Regions from separate parts of the Homo sapiens genome. Here all the other regions are linked to region 3. The links are chromatin contacts, found by Hi-C or POLR2A ChIA-PET in ENCODE. All regions are on one chromosome and are shown on one strand. Each heading gives the region's core, a stretch centred on a gene start or an enhancer-like site at or near the end of the contact. The rest is flanking DNA. Distances are from core to core; before and after follow the strand shown.

What was found. Hi-C counts contacts between places; a loop is a spot of excess contacts on that map. ChIA-PET counts read pairs that join two places held with the same protein, here RNA polymerase II (POLR2A). Pooled maps may share reads with other maps.
Region 1: a loop to region 3 is called in a pooled map, with 1.9 times the contacts of the local background. The contact joins the promoter of LINC02450 here to the enhancer-like site in region 3. A Hi-C loop is called at or near these places in 2 of 168 maps with a recorded cell type or tissue (PC-3 and mammary epithelial cell) and 3 of 50 pooled maps. POLR2A ChIA-PET finds 5 or more read pairs at or near these places in 1 of 52 experiments (MCF 10A).
Region 2: a map of PC-3 shows a loop between it and region 3 (9-fold over the local background). The contact joins two enhancer-like sites. A Hi-C loop is called at or near these places in 6 of 168 maps with a recorded cell type or tissue (Calu3, MCF 10A, PC-3 and 3 more) and 3 of 50 pooled maps. POLR2A ChIA-PET finds 5 or more read pairs at or near these places in 2 of 52 experiments (MCF 10A and endothelial cell of umbilical vein).

Annotation. Positions count from the first base shown.
Region 1 is chr12:42,689,770-42,694,650 of GRCh38, forward strand. It overlaps LINC02450 (long intergenic non-protein coding RNA 2450), which reads left to right and starts at 2,447. Exons shown (of 4, transcript NR_135028.1): 1 at 2,447-2,507; 2 at 4,059-4,162.
Region 2 is chr12:43,274,785-43,279,373 of GRCh38, forward strand. No RefSeq gene overlaps it. Among named protein-coding and RNA genes, the nearest start is that of LINC02461, 120 kb to the left of the region's middle. Within about 2 kb of position 2,992, at least 4 of the 41 ENCODE cell types and tissues checked have a DNase peak (open chromatin) inside an H3K27ac peak, as active enhancers do; they include PC-3, PC-9 and endothelial cell of umbilical vein, where a contact is called at or near this core.
Region 3 is chr12:42,959,297-42,964,287 of GRCh38, forward strand. No RefSeq gene overlaps it. Among named protein-coding and RNA genes, the nearest start is that of LINC02461, 190 kb to the right of the region's middle. RefSeq lists an enhancer at 1,323-2,522. Within about 2 kb of position 2,220, at least 6 of the 41 ENCODE cell types and tissues checked have a DNase peak (open chromatin) inside an H3K27ac peak, as active enhancers do; they include PC-3, PC-9, endothelial cell of umbilical vein and 1 more, where a contact is called at or near this core.

The DNA of each region.
Region 1 (4,881 bases), core at 1,197-3,696, 270 kb before region 3:
CTGGTTGGAGCTTCACATGCTTAGGGTGGGGCCCAGGGGGAGAGAAACTGTAGAGGCAGTAGGCACAGTGTTCCTGGAGGACCACACGCTGGCAGAAGGCTGAGACACAATGCAGGGTATTCAGGGAACCACAGTGATGTGGCCTGTCTGAGGCACAGGAAAGAGAAGGAACTAGAGAGGCAGGGAAAGACCAAAACAGGAAGGGCTTTGAATGGTAGTCTAAAGCAAATTGAGTTTTTTGTCAGTGATGGGAAGCCACAGAGGGATATTAAGACATATCTGTTTTTAATTTTTTATTTCTAAATTAAGACAGTAAAATTTGCTTTCATTGGTGTACAGTCCTACCAGTTTTGACAAATGCATAAGTCATATTGCAACCCCTTTAGACAAATATAGAGTAGTTCCACCATCCCAAAAGAGTCCCCCAGGCTCTCCCTTTGAAGTCAGCTCTCCTCTGTCCCGGGCAACCAGTGATCTGTTTTCTGTTCCTGTGGCATTGCCTTTTCTAAAATGTCATAGGAACACAATAACACATATAGCTTTTTGATTCTGACTTCTTTCACTTAGCATAATATATTTAAGATTTATCCATTTAGTATGTATACCAGTAGTCTGTTCTATTACCGAGTGGTAGTCCATGGCATGGATATACCACAGGCTTTTAATCCATTCAACAATCAAAGGACATTTGGTTTACTTTCACTTTTTGGTAATTTCACTTTTTGGTAATAGAAAGCTGCTATGAACATTCAGGTACAGGCTTTTTACGAATATAACTTTTTCATTCCCCTTGGGTAAATGTCTAGGAGTACAATTACTGGGTCACTGGAGAGTATATGTTTAACTTTGTAAGAATCTGCCAAACTGTTTTCCAAAGGTACTTGTACCCTTTTCCAATCCTATTAGCAACATATGAGAGTTCCAGTTACTCTGTATCCTTGTCAGCACTTGATATTGTCAGTTAAAAAAAATGGAGCCATTTTCATAGATATGAAATGATAATCTCACTGTGGTTTTACTTTTTTTTTTTTTTTGGCCAAATGACTAGTGATATTGAAAACGTTTCGTGTGTGTGTGTGTGTGTGTGTGTGTGTGTGTGTGTGTGTGTTTTGCCATCCATATATCTTTGTTGGTGAAGTGTGTGTTGAAATCTATTGCCCAGTTTTATTTTTCCTTATTGTTGAGTTTTGAGAGTTCTTTATATATTCAGCATACAAGTCCCTTATATGTATTTTACAAATATTTCCTTCCAGTCTGTGGTTTATCTTTTTATTCTCTCAACAGTGTCTTGTAGAAGCTTTTCATGTTGATAAGTCCAGTTTATACTTTTTTCTTTTGTGGTCCAGCTTTTGGTATATTTTCTTTTTTGTTTGTTTTTTGAGATGGAGTCTCACTCTGTCACCCAGGCTCACTACAACCTCTGGGTATATTTTCTAAAATCTTCACCTAAGCAAGGCTGTAAATATTTTCTTCTAAATTTTCTTTTGGAAATCTGTGTATAGTTTAGGTTTTTCATTTAGGTCTGTGATCCATTTTGAGTTAATTTATGGATAAGGTGAAAGGTATGGGTCGAAGTTCACTTCTTTTCACTTAAGGTTGTGTCTCAGAAAGCCAGCAACAATGTTGAGAAGGGATTGGAGAGACAAGAAAGTTGAATGTTTCTTAATTTATCTCTTGTTCTAGGACTTTGCGCATCAGTAGATAAATGGAAAAATCATTCCCAACACAGGGATTGCTGGCATTTATGAATCAATTACATTGATTTGGCCAATATGAATGGTAAAATATTTAAAAAATACATAATAATTAGCCTGTTGGACGTATGACTTAGTGATTTGGCTGTATAGATATAGCTTGAACCCTTCTTTTGATCCAAATTTACTCCCTTATTTATCACTTGAGAGTTATAAGGAATTTAAAAGGAAGAATGTTTTATCTTTTATGTTCTATGATTGTACATCTGAGTAAGACAATTGCTATTATGCTTTGCTAATACTCCTGGTGGTGTCATGATATAAGGGAAGATGAATTTACTTTGACTAATGTATAAGAAAAAAAATCTGTTTTAAGAAAATCGAGGTGTTGGCTTATGAAAGATGAAATTCCAGAGACTCCTCATTTATGTTTTAGACAACAAAAATAATACATAAGCAAATGGAAGAGAGGCAGGAGAATAGGGTCTGGAGTCAGGGAACCTAAGGCCATTTCACACTGACTTCCTAGAACTAAATTGAATGGAAAACCCTAACTTTGCACATCTAAGTAACAAAAGGACCAGGGGCTACTCCCTTTGCAAACCCCCACGTTTTCTGCATGGCAGATGGGAAATTGAAAGTACTTCTGATTGGTTGCTTTTTGCATAGGAGTGTAACTTTGTAACGTCAGCCTCTGATTGGTTGCAGATAGCAACCAATCAGACTGATCGCCAGCAAAGTCTTTGTTTGCATAGACGTTCAACTTTGTAACTTCACCTTAGTCTCTGAGGGCCACAGCTTCATTTACATGAGGTGAACACAAAGTGGCCAATGGGAAATCTCTAGGGGGTATTTGGACCTGAGAAGATTCTATATCCAGGCCCTTGAGCTGCTGCCGCTGCCGGCTCCCACACTGTGGAGTGTACTTTCACTTTCAATAAGTCTCTGCTTTTGTTGTATCATTCTTTCCTTGCTTTGCTGTGTGTTTTGTCCAATTCTTTGTTCAAAATGCCAAGAACCTGGCCAACTTGGAGTCAAGACCCTCTACCGGTAACAGAACTACTTCTTCCGCCCATTCTACAACTTCATTTTTAATGAATAATCTATGCTATTCTTGAATTTCTTTAAATTAAATTAATTCATTTAAACTATCAAGTGGAAAGTAGAGAGTAGGGGTTTAGGCTGTGGAATCCAAATACTCAGGTTCAAATCCTAGTGTCTCTAACTGCATGACGGGAAAGCTCCTTAAATGCTGTGATCTCATTTCCTCCTCTATAAAGTGTGAAAGATGATATTTATACATATGGCTCTTGTGAAAATTAATTGAAATAGTGCTTTAAATGCTTAACTAAGACTGATAAGTAGTATGTGATCAATAAATATCAGCTATTTTTAGTAAAATTGAGAGCTTCCTTTAAGCTATTCTATGCATTGTGAAAGGATATAACCATGGAACAATACAGGGCTTCCTTCCTCAGGGAGTTTGCAATTTGCAACTCATTTAGGGATGCAGATGTGTAAAGAATGACCACTTAAAATTCAACCAGAGGCTGCTCTGCCTATGGAGTGGCCATTCTTTATTACTTTCCTAATAAGCCTGATTTCACTTAAAAACCAGAATGAAATAAGTGTTGTATTATATTTGTTAGGTGAGGTTAGAGTGATTATCAACCCCTGGGTGGATTAGAGGATGTTTCAGCCAAGGACAGTGTTTGATTTGGACCTTGGAGGAGGAGTAGCGGTCTCATAAATGGAGAAGCAGAAGAGAATGACTCACACATTGGTCCAGAAAGGATTTGGAGAAGAATTCTCTTGAGCTGAAGAAGGAAGGATAGGGGGTGGTGGGAAAGAAGTGATAGAAAAAGCAAGTAAAGAACAGATTTTAAAGGGACCAGAATGCCAAGAGGAGAGGTTGGGCTTGGGCTTTTCTTATTCACCATATTTTATACCTTTTTCATATTAGTTCTTGGAAAAAGCCAGCCTGGAAGACTACTCATGAAAGGTTTTCTCTTCCTTTTAAAAAAAATATAAAACAAAAAACAAAAACCACCCTTGTAAATCATTAATGGCCCATTTTAAAAAGGAGATTACAGCCTGGGAGTTACTATTTTTCTGTTAGAGAAATAAAAAGGAATATGTTGAATTATATGAAATATGAATTGGCCTCTGTGCTCCAGTACCTATCTGGGACAGATTTATAAATACTGAAATGATATAAATGATGGTTATTCAACCCATTTAACATTAGAGAACTTTTAATGGCAAAGCAAGGACACTGAAAGAAAAGTTTTAGGGAAAAATAGTGGTAGTCTGGAAATCTAAAAGTTATTCTTTATTCTTCCATATTGATTTACATCTATTTAGAACTTGAAGATTTTTAGTGTTATGCCTACTCTGCCAATTCTTGGAACATTTGCGGAACTGAGAATTTACTTCTTCGTTTATTACTTCCTAACTACATTTTAAAGGTAATAGTGAAATCTTAAATTATTCGTTCTCTTTTCATTGGGCAATGTCATTGAGGTAGAACTAATATTCAGAGAATTAATTTCCAAGATTTTTAATTCTGAAAATGATACAGATTATTTTTCTCAAGTTTAATCTGATGTCTCCTACAATAATACTGGGGAGTCGTGCTGGGAACAGAAGATAAGAAATCATTCATATTCTAGATTAGACAAGCTATACTTTAATTAACAGGCTGCAGTTGGAAAAATGACTCCAAGAATTAAATGTGAAAACCAGCTATTTCAGTGTTCCAAGAATATTTAATCCTCTTAGAAGAGTTTATCTATGTCACAATTGGGAATGATTTAAATTGTCTGTGGCATCTTTACGTTATTATTGAAAATGGAAAAAAAGAAAAATGCCCACCCTCACAGGCTTTTTGCGGCAAAGTTTGGGGGGCACCCACAATTTTAACTTCAGCATTGACAGAGTCCCTCCCCATCTTAGTTGGCGTTGGCTTTCAGGGTTTCTACCAAGGCATCTCTTCAGGCTCACTCTCTAAAAAGATGTTCTTGTTTCATCAGAGCTAACCTAGTTAGTGTCCCATTTCCACAGGACTCTGATAAATGCTAGAATTTCTGCTAAAATAATTTCAGAGTCTAGTGTTTATCCATTTGTTAATTCATTTGGTATTTATTGGTTGTTATTAGATAAACCTATTTTCACTTGAAAGGAAGTG
Region 2 (4,589 bases), core at 1,742-4,241, 320 kb after region 3:
AAAGTCTCAGGATACAAAATCAGTGTGCGAAAATCACAAGCATTTCTATACACCAACAATAGACTAGCAGAGAGCAAAATCATGAATAAATTCCCATTCACAAATGCTACAAAGAGAATAAAATACCCGAGTTTCTGAGTTTCAGTTTCATACTGAAATTTCATACTAAATACTGCTAACAAGGGATGTGAAGGACCTCTTCAAAGAGAAGAGTTCTTCAAAGAGAACTAGAAACCACTGCTCAAGGGAATAAGAGAGGACACAAACAAATGGAAAAACATTCCATGCTCATGGATAGGAAGAATCAATATTATGAAAATGGCCATACTGCCCAAAGTAATTTATAGATTCAATGCTATTCCCATCAAACTACCATTGACATTCTTCACAGAATTAAAAAAAAAGCTACTTTAAATTTCGTATGGAACCAAAAAATAGCCCATATAGCCAAGACAATCCTAAGCAAAAAGAACAAAGCTGGAGGCATGAGGCAACCTGACTCCAAACTATACTACAAGGCTACAGTAAACAAAGTAGCATGGTACTGGTACCAAAACAGACATACAGACCAATGGAACAGAACAGAGAACTCAGAAATAACACCACACATCTACAACCATCTTCAACAAACCTGACAAAAACCTGACAAAAACAAGCAATGGGCAAAGGATTTCCTATTTAATATACGGTGCTGGGAAAACTGGCTAACCATATGCAGAAACTGAAACTGGACCCTTTGCTTGCACTTTATGCAAAAATTAACTCAAGATGGATTAAAGACATAAATGTAAAACCCAAAACCATATAAACCCTAGAAGAAAATCTAGGCAATAAATGAGGACATGGGCATAGACAAAGATTTCATGAAAAAAACACCAAAAGCAATTGCAACAAAAGCTAAAATTGACAAATGGGATCTAATTAAACTAAGGAGCTTTTGCACAGCAAAATAAACTATCATCAGAATGAACAGGCAACCTACAAAATGAGAGAACATTTTTGCAATCTAACTATCTGACAAAATTTTAATATCCAGAATCTACAAGGAACTTAAATTTACAAGAGTAAAACAACCCCATGAAAAAGTGGGCAAAGGATATGAACAGACACTTCTCAAAATAAGACATTTATGCGACCAAAAAACATATGGAAAAAATCTCAACATCATTAGAGAAATGCAAATCAAAACCACAATGAGATACCATCTTACACCAGTCACAATGACGATTACTAAAAAGTCAAGAGACAACAGATGCTGGTGAGGTTGTGGAGAAATAAGAATGCTTTTACGTTGTTGGTGGGAAGGTAAATTAGTTCAACCATTGTGAAGACAGTGCGGGGATTCTTCAAGGATCTAGAACGGGAAATACAATTTGAGCATGTTCTCACTCCTAAGTGGGAATTGAACAATGAGAACACATGGTCACATGGAGGGGAACAACACACACCAGGGCCTATTGGAGGGCTGGGGAGTAGGGGAGGGAGAGCATCACGGCAAAGAGCTAATGCATGTGGGGCTTAAAACCTAGATGACAGGTTGATAGGTGCAGCAAACCACTATGGCATGCGTATGCCTATGTAACAAACCTGCACGTTCTGCACATGTATCCCAGAACTTAAAGTAAAATAAAAATTTGAAAAAGATAAAAAAAGAAAAAGGGGGTTGACCATGTTATGAAAGGGCCACACGGGGAAACACCTCGGTCATTCAGGAGGCAGAGGGAGGGGAAACTGTGGGCAAGAGCAATTATTGAGATTTCCTGGGAAAGAACAGGTGAAGAGGGTAAGCAGGTTTAGGACTGGATCATTTGAATAAGTTTAGCATATTTAGGACATAGTGGCTATAGGACATAGTGGCTGTCGGCTGTCCTTGGTTTTCTGGTACCTGATCTTGGGTGATTAGGGCAGGTGGATAGTGTCTTGGAGTGTAAGAGTCTGGTAAAGGAGGTGGTGGTTGGGGCATGGGCTCTGAGTTGGTTGGTTGGTATTTGAAAAGAGCTCAAGAGCAAATTGTTTACCATCTCTTGGAATTGATCAACCTTGGCAGGGAGTCCTTCCAGAGTCAACAAGGGCCCAGATGTCAAAGCATCAGAACCCAGAAAATAGAAGACATGGTTGACACAGAAACAACCCCAAACCCAGTAAATATAAATAACATAGTTTACAACTAATACATGTATCGTATACCAAAGGAATGAAAGAATTTAGAGAAATGATTCTCACCTTTGGGAATACATTAGGATGACCTTTGGATTTATAAAGGTAATCACGTTGAATCCCTATCCCAGACACTGACTTAAGTTGTCTAGCGTGAGGCCTGGGCGTCTCCTGATAGGAGCTCCTTTTAAGAGCTCCCCCAAGTGATTTTAATTTGTAGCCCAAGTTAAAAACTACTGATCTCTAGATCTGAAACTGAAACTCAGAAAGGGTAAATAATTTGCCTACATTCCACAGCTAATATGATGGTAAATACACATCTCTCTTCCAAATTAGAATTTAGTTACTTTTAAAAGAGGAAATACAATATTCCCCTCCAAGTAACCAATGTTTTTCCCATCTGAATAACCCAAATACATGTTTTATTTTGTTTCCAACTTTACATATTCCTTGCATTAACCAAGTACCTATTTAATATTATTGCAGAGAAATCTTTGAACCCAGGCATAGTTGATACCTAGAATCTTTTTCTGTCCAGCACATCAACTTCTGTCAGGCTTTTACAACACCACCCCACCCAACTCATACGGTTATGGCTAGCCTGTGAATGACACTGGTGCATATAGGGCTGAGAGTTATCCCATCATGGTATTCCAGCATTTTATCTTTAGTAATTGGTCCAAATGATGATCACATGAACTAAGCTGGACCAGTTAGAATGCTTCCACCAAGATTTCAAATTTGGATGCTGGAGAGACGATGTGTCTCTGCCTTGTGGATTGTAGGCTGTAAGCACCAAGCACTGAGTAAGCTTCTTTGAGATCCTGTCTAAGGCATGAGAGAATGATGCCATCAGGAAGAGAAACACAAATACAAACAGAACCACAAGACGGATAAGCTGATATCATTGTTTGAGCTTCTGGAGTTAGTCAGGCTTAAATACAAACATCTCCACCCATGGACTTCGCAATTATATGAGCCGATAAATTTCCTTTTTAAGTTATTTTAAATTTTGTTTCTGTCACTTTTAACTATTCCTTACTAATTCAGATGTTTTCAAAAAGTATGTATTATTTGGGGTCACAGTCCTGTACAATATAACCAGGGAGTGCCCAAGAAGACTTTGAACTGGATGTGCTTTTCTTCTTATATGTACAATTGCTTCATTGTGTATGTAGGTTCTCCAGATCCAAGTTTAAAGAAAGGCTGTACTGCAAATTAAAAAATCACCAATAAAATATTTCGTAACAGTCCTTTAGAGAAGACTGAGATTCCAATGACAAAAAAAGCCAATAAATCAAAATCAATTACTAAACATCTGCTGTGTACCAAGAAAATGTGAAATGTATAGGGAGGCTCCAAAAGTAAAGAGGACATGGTCACTACTCTTGAGAAGCTCAGAACTTGTGGGGAAAACATGGACCCAAAGTAACCAGCACTCCAAGATAAAGAACACGTGGCAAGTTGCCAAATGAGCAGTATAAGAATACTTTAGGGCTACATATGTTTAAAAGAATGAGCGATAGTTGTTAGACAGAGGTGATCAGAAACACTTATTGTTGTTTTAGAGGAAGTGAAACCTGAACTGTCCCTTGAAGAATGGAAAGTTTTAGCAGAAAGTTTATTTTTGCCTACAAAGATAAAATTCCACGTAACAGGCTTGAGTTACTTCAATACTGCAAATATAGACCGATAAAAATCGAATTTAATGCAGTAGAAACCCATCTCATTACCTGCAGTTCCATATCATTATTTTGAAATATTTGTTACAATGAAAAAAAAGATTTATGAAGAATATAGTATCTGTCAAATACTTTTTGAGATGGTTATGGTTCTTGTCCCTAAAGGTTTTAATCTACTTAGAAATTTCAAATAAATAAGTTATTAATTTGAGGGCTGGGCACGGTGGTTCACGCCTGTAATCCCAGCACTTTGGGAGGCCGAGGCGGGTGGATCACAAGGTCAGGGGTTCGAGACCAGCCTGACCAACATGGTGAAACCCCGTCTCTAATAAAAATACAAAAATTAGCTAGGCGTGGTGGCGGGCACCTGTAATCCCAGCTACTCAGGAGGCTGAAGCAGGAGAATTTCTTGAACCCGGGAGGCGAGGTTGCAATGAGCCGAGATCACACCACTGCACTCCAGCCTGGGCGACAGAGTGAGACTCCGTCTCAAAAAAAAAAAGTTATTAATTTGAGTAATATCTAAGACAAGATACCTAACCCAAATTAAGGAAAGTCAGAGTAGGATTCTTGGGAAAAGGAGCATCTAAACTAAAGCTTTATTAGAAGTCAAGTAGAAGTAACAAAGTTTCTGAAATGAGAAATACCTGTATATGGTAAATCAAAAGAAGGTCAAAGTGGTGATATGAAGGTACTTGTGAGAGTAGAAGGGGCAATAGAGAGTTTAAACAGTGTTTATTAAATAGTGTC
Region 3 (4,991 bases), core at 970-3,469:
CATGGTATCCACATGGAATCACTAGCAATGTTAAACTGAAGTTGTTTGTACCATGTTAATATAATTACTTAACACATCTATAGTTAATTCAATGCTATGGTCTAAATGTTTGTGTCCTCCCCAGATTAATATGTTAAAACCTGATTGATGATCAGTGTGATGGTGTTAGGACGTGGGGTATTTGGTAGGTGATTAGGTCATGAGAACAGAACCCTCGTGAATGAGATTTGTGCCCTTATAAAACAGGCTCTAGAGAGTTGCCTTGCCCCTTCCACCACCCTGGGAGGACACAGCTAGATGGTGCCATCTATGAACCAGAAGAGGCCGTCTCCTCATCTGGCTGTGCCTTGATCTTAGACTTTCCAGACTCTATGAGAAATTGATTATTGTTGTTTATAACCACTCAGTCTAAGGTATTTTGTCACAGCAGTCTAAATGGACTAAGACATGCAAAAATGTCACTTTAAACTTTCTGATATAGAAGATCTCAATCTCATCTCCTTAAATTCAGAAATGAAAACCTCTCTTCTTCTGCTTATCTTCTAGAAAGTAAGATTATGTGTGTATTTTCGTGTGTGGTCTTACGCACAATAAATACTATATAACCTAATATTTTCCTCTTTGTCTGAAGAACAATGGTGAAATATGCTTAATAAGTTAACAGGGAGGAATTTTCTCTAAGGTTCTTGGTTCATTTCTGAGATCCAGATAGGAACTTTGATGGCAGGGGGCTCAACTTAGCCCTCCCAGTATTAGCACATTAGGTACCTTATAAAGTGTAATTTATTTAATGTCCCGCCAGCCATACCACCCTTAAGTGTGATGTCATCAACACATTAAATGAGAACATTTGAGACTTCCAAGTTAAAAAAGAAGTAAATTTTGGCAGGGAACTCAGAAGGTGGTACGGAAGCGGTAGTGTGGTCTCCTTTCAGTTGCACCTGAGTAATGCAGTAATGCTGATGAGTAATGCAGAGGTCAGTGTGCTGGGTGCTGATCAGCAAAAATAAAGAGATATAAAACTGAGAGTCAGACCCCTTTATTCTTAAAAAACACTGAGATGTTTCCCTCTGCCTGATTTTTTGTGGGAATATTTATACTGGAACTTATCCAAAGTTGAGTCAAGTCCGGGTGAGTGAAGCAGCCTCCAGGGAATAGTGTGCCTGTCCAAAACAGGTAATTACCTTGGCCAGAGTTTGCTATATGAATGCACACTTTGCTCCCAACAAAGCCTTTAACTTGCTCAGCCTCTCTCTTGAATTGGGCCCATTGTGCCTCACTAAACTTTTGAAATTTTATTGGCTCTTCATATTTTACTTTCTGTCTTTAGATACAATTTAACGCATTTACTGTCACAATGCACTCAAGCGCTGTGACTAAGAAAGTAAGAGATAACTGTGGATAGACAAGAAAGAAAATTTCTAGATTGAAGATGCACGTTGACTCAAACTGTTATTTCAGAAAGAGCATCTTAATGTCTTCTAGATCAATAACTCTTTTTGAATATCTTTTATGTGCAAATCAGTATGTTAGATTCAAATATGTACAAAGAGAAATAAGGAATGGTGCTACCTTTACATAATACGTTGTGAGACAAGGATCAAATCCATAATTAATCAATAATCAAATCCAGCATATAGATATATAACTATATTTATTCATTTATTTATTTATTGAGACAGAGTCTCATTCTGTCACCCAGGCCGGCGTGCAGTGGTGCCATCTTGGCTCACTACAACCTCCGCCTCTTGGGTTCAAGTGATTCTCTTGCTTCAGCCTTCTGAGTAGCTGGGATTACAGGTGTGCGCCACCACACCCAGCTAATTTTTGTATTTTTAGTAGAGATGAGGTTTCACCATGTTGGCCAGGCTGGTCTCGAACTCCTGACCTCAAGTGATCCACCCACCTCAGCCTCCCAGAGTACTGGGATTACAGGCGTGAGCCACCTCACGTGGCCAGCATGTTAAATATAGTAAAAATAGAATGAAAATATAGCAATTGATTTTGTGAAGCTCTTTACGTTGTTAAAATAGAGGTATGCAAATTGGATGAAAGCTCACTTTGTTAAGAGGTAAAGGGAAACCTTAAGTGGCTTGCATTTGGTTATCCATAAGCATTCTGAGTCTCATAGATAAAACCTGGGATTTTATTATGAGGTTATTATCACACTGAACTAGAAGTCAACCTCAGACCTCTCAGCTGCATAACTTGGCAGTTCCAAATACTGCGCCCACATTCCTTGGCAAAAACAAGCTCCCAAGAATTTTGAGTTCTTAACCTCTACATTTTCTTGGTGGTATGTCATCAACCACACCTGTAGGCACGATCTTTGTTCCTTTAACATTCCATTGAGCTTTGTACAAACAGTTAATCTACCCAACACATACTCTCAATTTTCAGAGTATTGGATGATGCAATAAATATTGAGAGACTTGCAGAGATAAAACAAGCGAAAGCATTCTAGTGATTCTTATTTTTTATTAATTCTGAGATGTCTTTCATAATCTATGAATTTTCTATTTAGGTTTTATTTTGAAAGGCACTGGCCCAGAATAAAGACTCTTATCTCTCATTTCTAGGAAAGGCATTGTGTCTCAGGGTATCCTTACCTTTTTCGGTTTGTTTTCTCCATATTTTGGGCCTGGGAAGGGTAGGAGCTTGATTTTTCTTGTTTTCATATATTCCCAGCAATGCATTTAAAATAAAATTTTATATTTGATTCAGCATTTAGGATCTTATTGTTCAAGGGCTATTGAAAATATTTAGTTCACCATACTTTTTAAATTCGAAGTTTTCTCTAGAAACTCAAAGGAAGTGGAATAAATGAGTATGACTTTATCTCATTCTTTTCAGCTCTATCTCATGCTCTAGCCATAAAACACTCTTTTTTTTTTTGCAATGAATAAACCAGGTATTGCAATCAGTTCATTGATATAATTAGAAAACACATAGAATTCTATTAGATTGTCTTCTATACTTTCTGCAGCACCATTTCCACTCTCAGCCCCCATTTCACTCCCTAAAGCAACTTCCAGTAGCCAGGATATTTTAGTGGTTCTTGTGGCAATAAGAGATGTGACCTGGTCCTCTCCTGAAAGAGTAATAGAAAGTCAGACTTTTTTTTTTTTTTTGGCTTTTTATCCATGCAGTCTTATCTGATAAACCTTGCCTCGTGGAAGAGAGTTTCATGGTGGAACGTGGGTTGGTGTACTGTTGTTAGGGCTCCAGATAGAATTGGGGTTTTATCTAAACAGCCAGAAGGGTCAGTTAAGATACAGAAGTAATGATGATGAGATTGGTAATGATAACAAATACATATCAGTGCTTACTATCTGCCAGGCATTGTTTTATGCATTTTACATATTGAAACCATTTGGCCCAGAAATGATAAAAAGAAGACAAATTTCAGTTTTGTTTTACATTAGCAATAGGTGATTAGTTACATCTGGGCCTTTTTTATATGTTTATTTAGTGAGTTAATAGTTTAGGTTTTTGTTTTAGAGGCAAGTGGTAGGTAAGAATAGGTGTGTCTTCTTTGCATTTAGGACAAAAAAATTGAGAACTACACTAGATACAGAGTTAACTAAATTAAATTAATTAAACTATAACCCTTAGAGCCCTTTCCATCATTTGTATACAACTGGTGTCTATCACCCGGCAAATGAGCAGAGAAGAAAATGAGTTATTGTCTGCCTTTATACCTGCCTGTGTTCCTCTATAATTTTCAGCAAATATTTCTTCTTCTTTTAAGTGTTCCCTCAATGCCAGCTGTTATGTTAAGAACTGAGATGACAATATTGAAAGAGCAAAGAAGGTCACTGGGCTATGGAGGTTTACAATCTGCTGGAGGTTATAGACAAGTAAATGAGAAATTTAAATACAGTTGGATAAAGTAAAAGAGAAATCTCAGTTTCTTCTACTCTCAGATACCTAGTGTCTATTATTTTGAGATTTTGCTATTTCACTATTTTGTGAATTTTGCTTAGTGAATTGCTATTCATAAATTGCTATTAGTGAATTTTGCTATTTCACTATTTTGAGATTTTGCTATTAAAGTAATGTTGAAACATTATACAAAAAAAAAGAATCTGCTATATGGAAATGAGAAAACCTTAAAGAAATTGTGGCTGTGAGTCCATGAACTTCTGCAATGATGATTCCATGGCATGGTGAAATTTTACTTAATAAAATGCATTAGTGCAGACAAGCTGTAGTTTTAACATTCCCATGTGTATAATTTAAGAAGACGGCAACAAATTGGAATAGCACCAAATGAAACTCAGTAATAAGTGTCTGTTGAACGGATGAATAAAGAAAAACAAAACTGACTAAAGAGCTCTTCCTCTTGCCTCTTAGTTGAGAAACATTTGAATTATTCTTTGTAACATGCTTAATTTCATTCCTCATGTTAATGACTGCCTTGCTAGATCTCAATTATTTTTTCAGGTTTAATCTGTCTTTGTAAGAAATTCAGTAATTCTCTTATTTGTTCCGTTTTAGGAACATCTGTTGCAAATCTAGTATTGAGTTTATTTGAAACTAACAGCTGCCCAGTAGCCCATCAAAAGAAATAGCCTAGGTGAAAGCACCCTGTAGATTTCTTTCTAAAAGGTTCAGTTTCTAAAAATTTACCTTTCATTACATTTAAATTATGTGATATGAAACATATAGGGATGGCAACAATTCTCACTGTTAAGCACGATGGATCAGTATTTCGTGCTTATAGTAATCCTGATGTATTTAATCCAAATATTTAGATATTTCAAAGCTACAGAAGAGAAGAAAATGTTATAATTTGAACTTGAGGCCATCTGGCTTATCTGGATCTTGGCTAACACTTTCCAAGTGAAGTGCCCCTGCCTAGACTCTGCAAGTTTCTTTGACAAATTCCCAACTCATGTCTTTCTACAAATTATGTTAAAATAAATTTGAACGGTATAACAGTGAGTCTTTGAGTGGAGTTTGCTTTTCAGAACTAAGCAAACAACAAG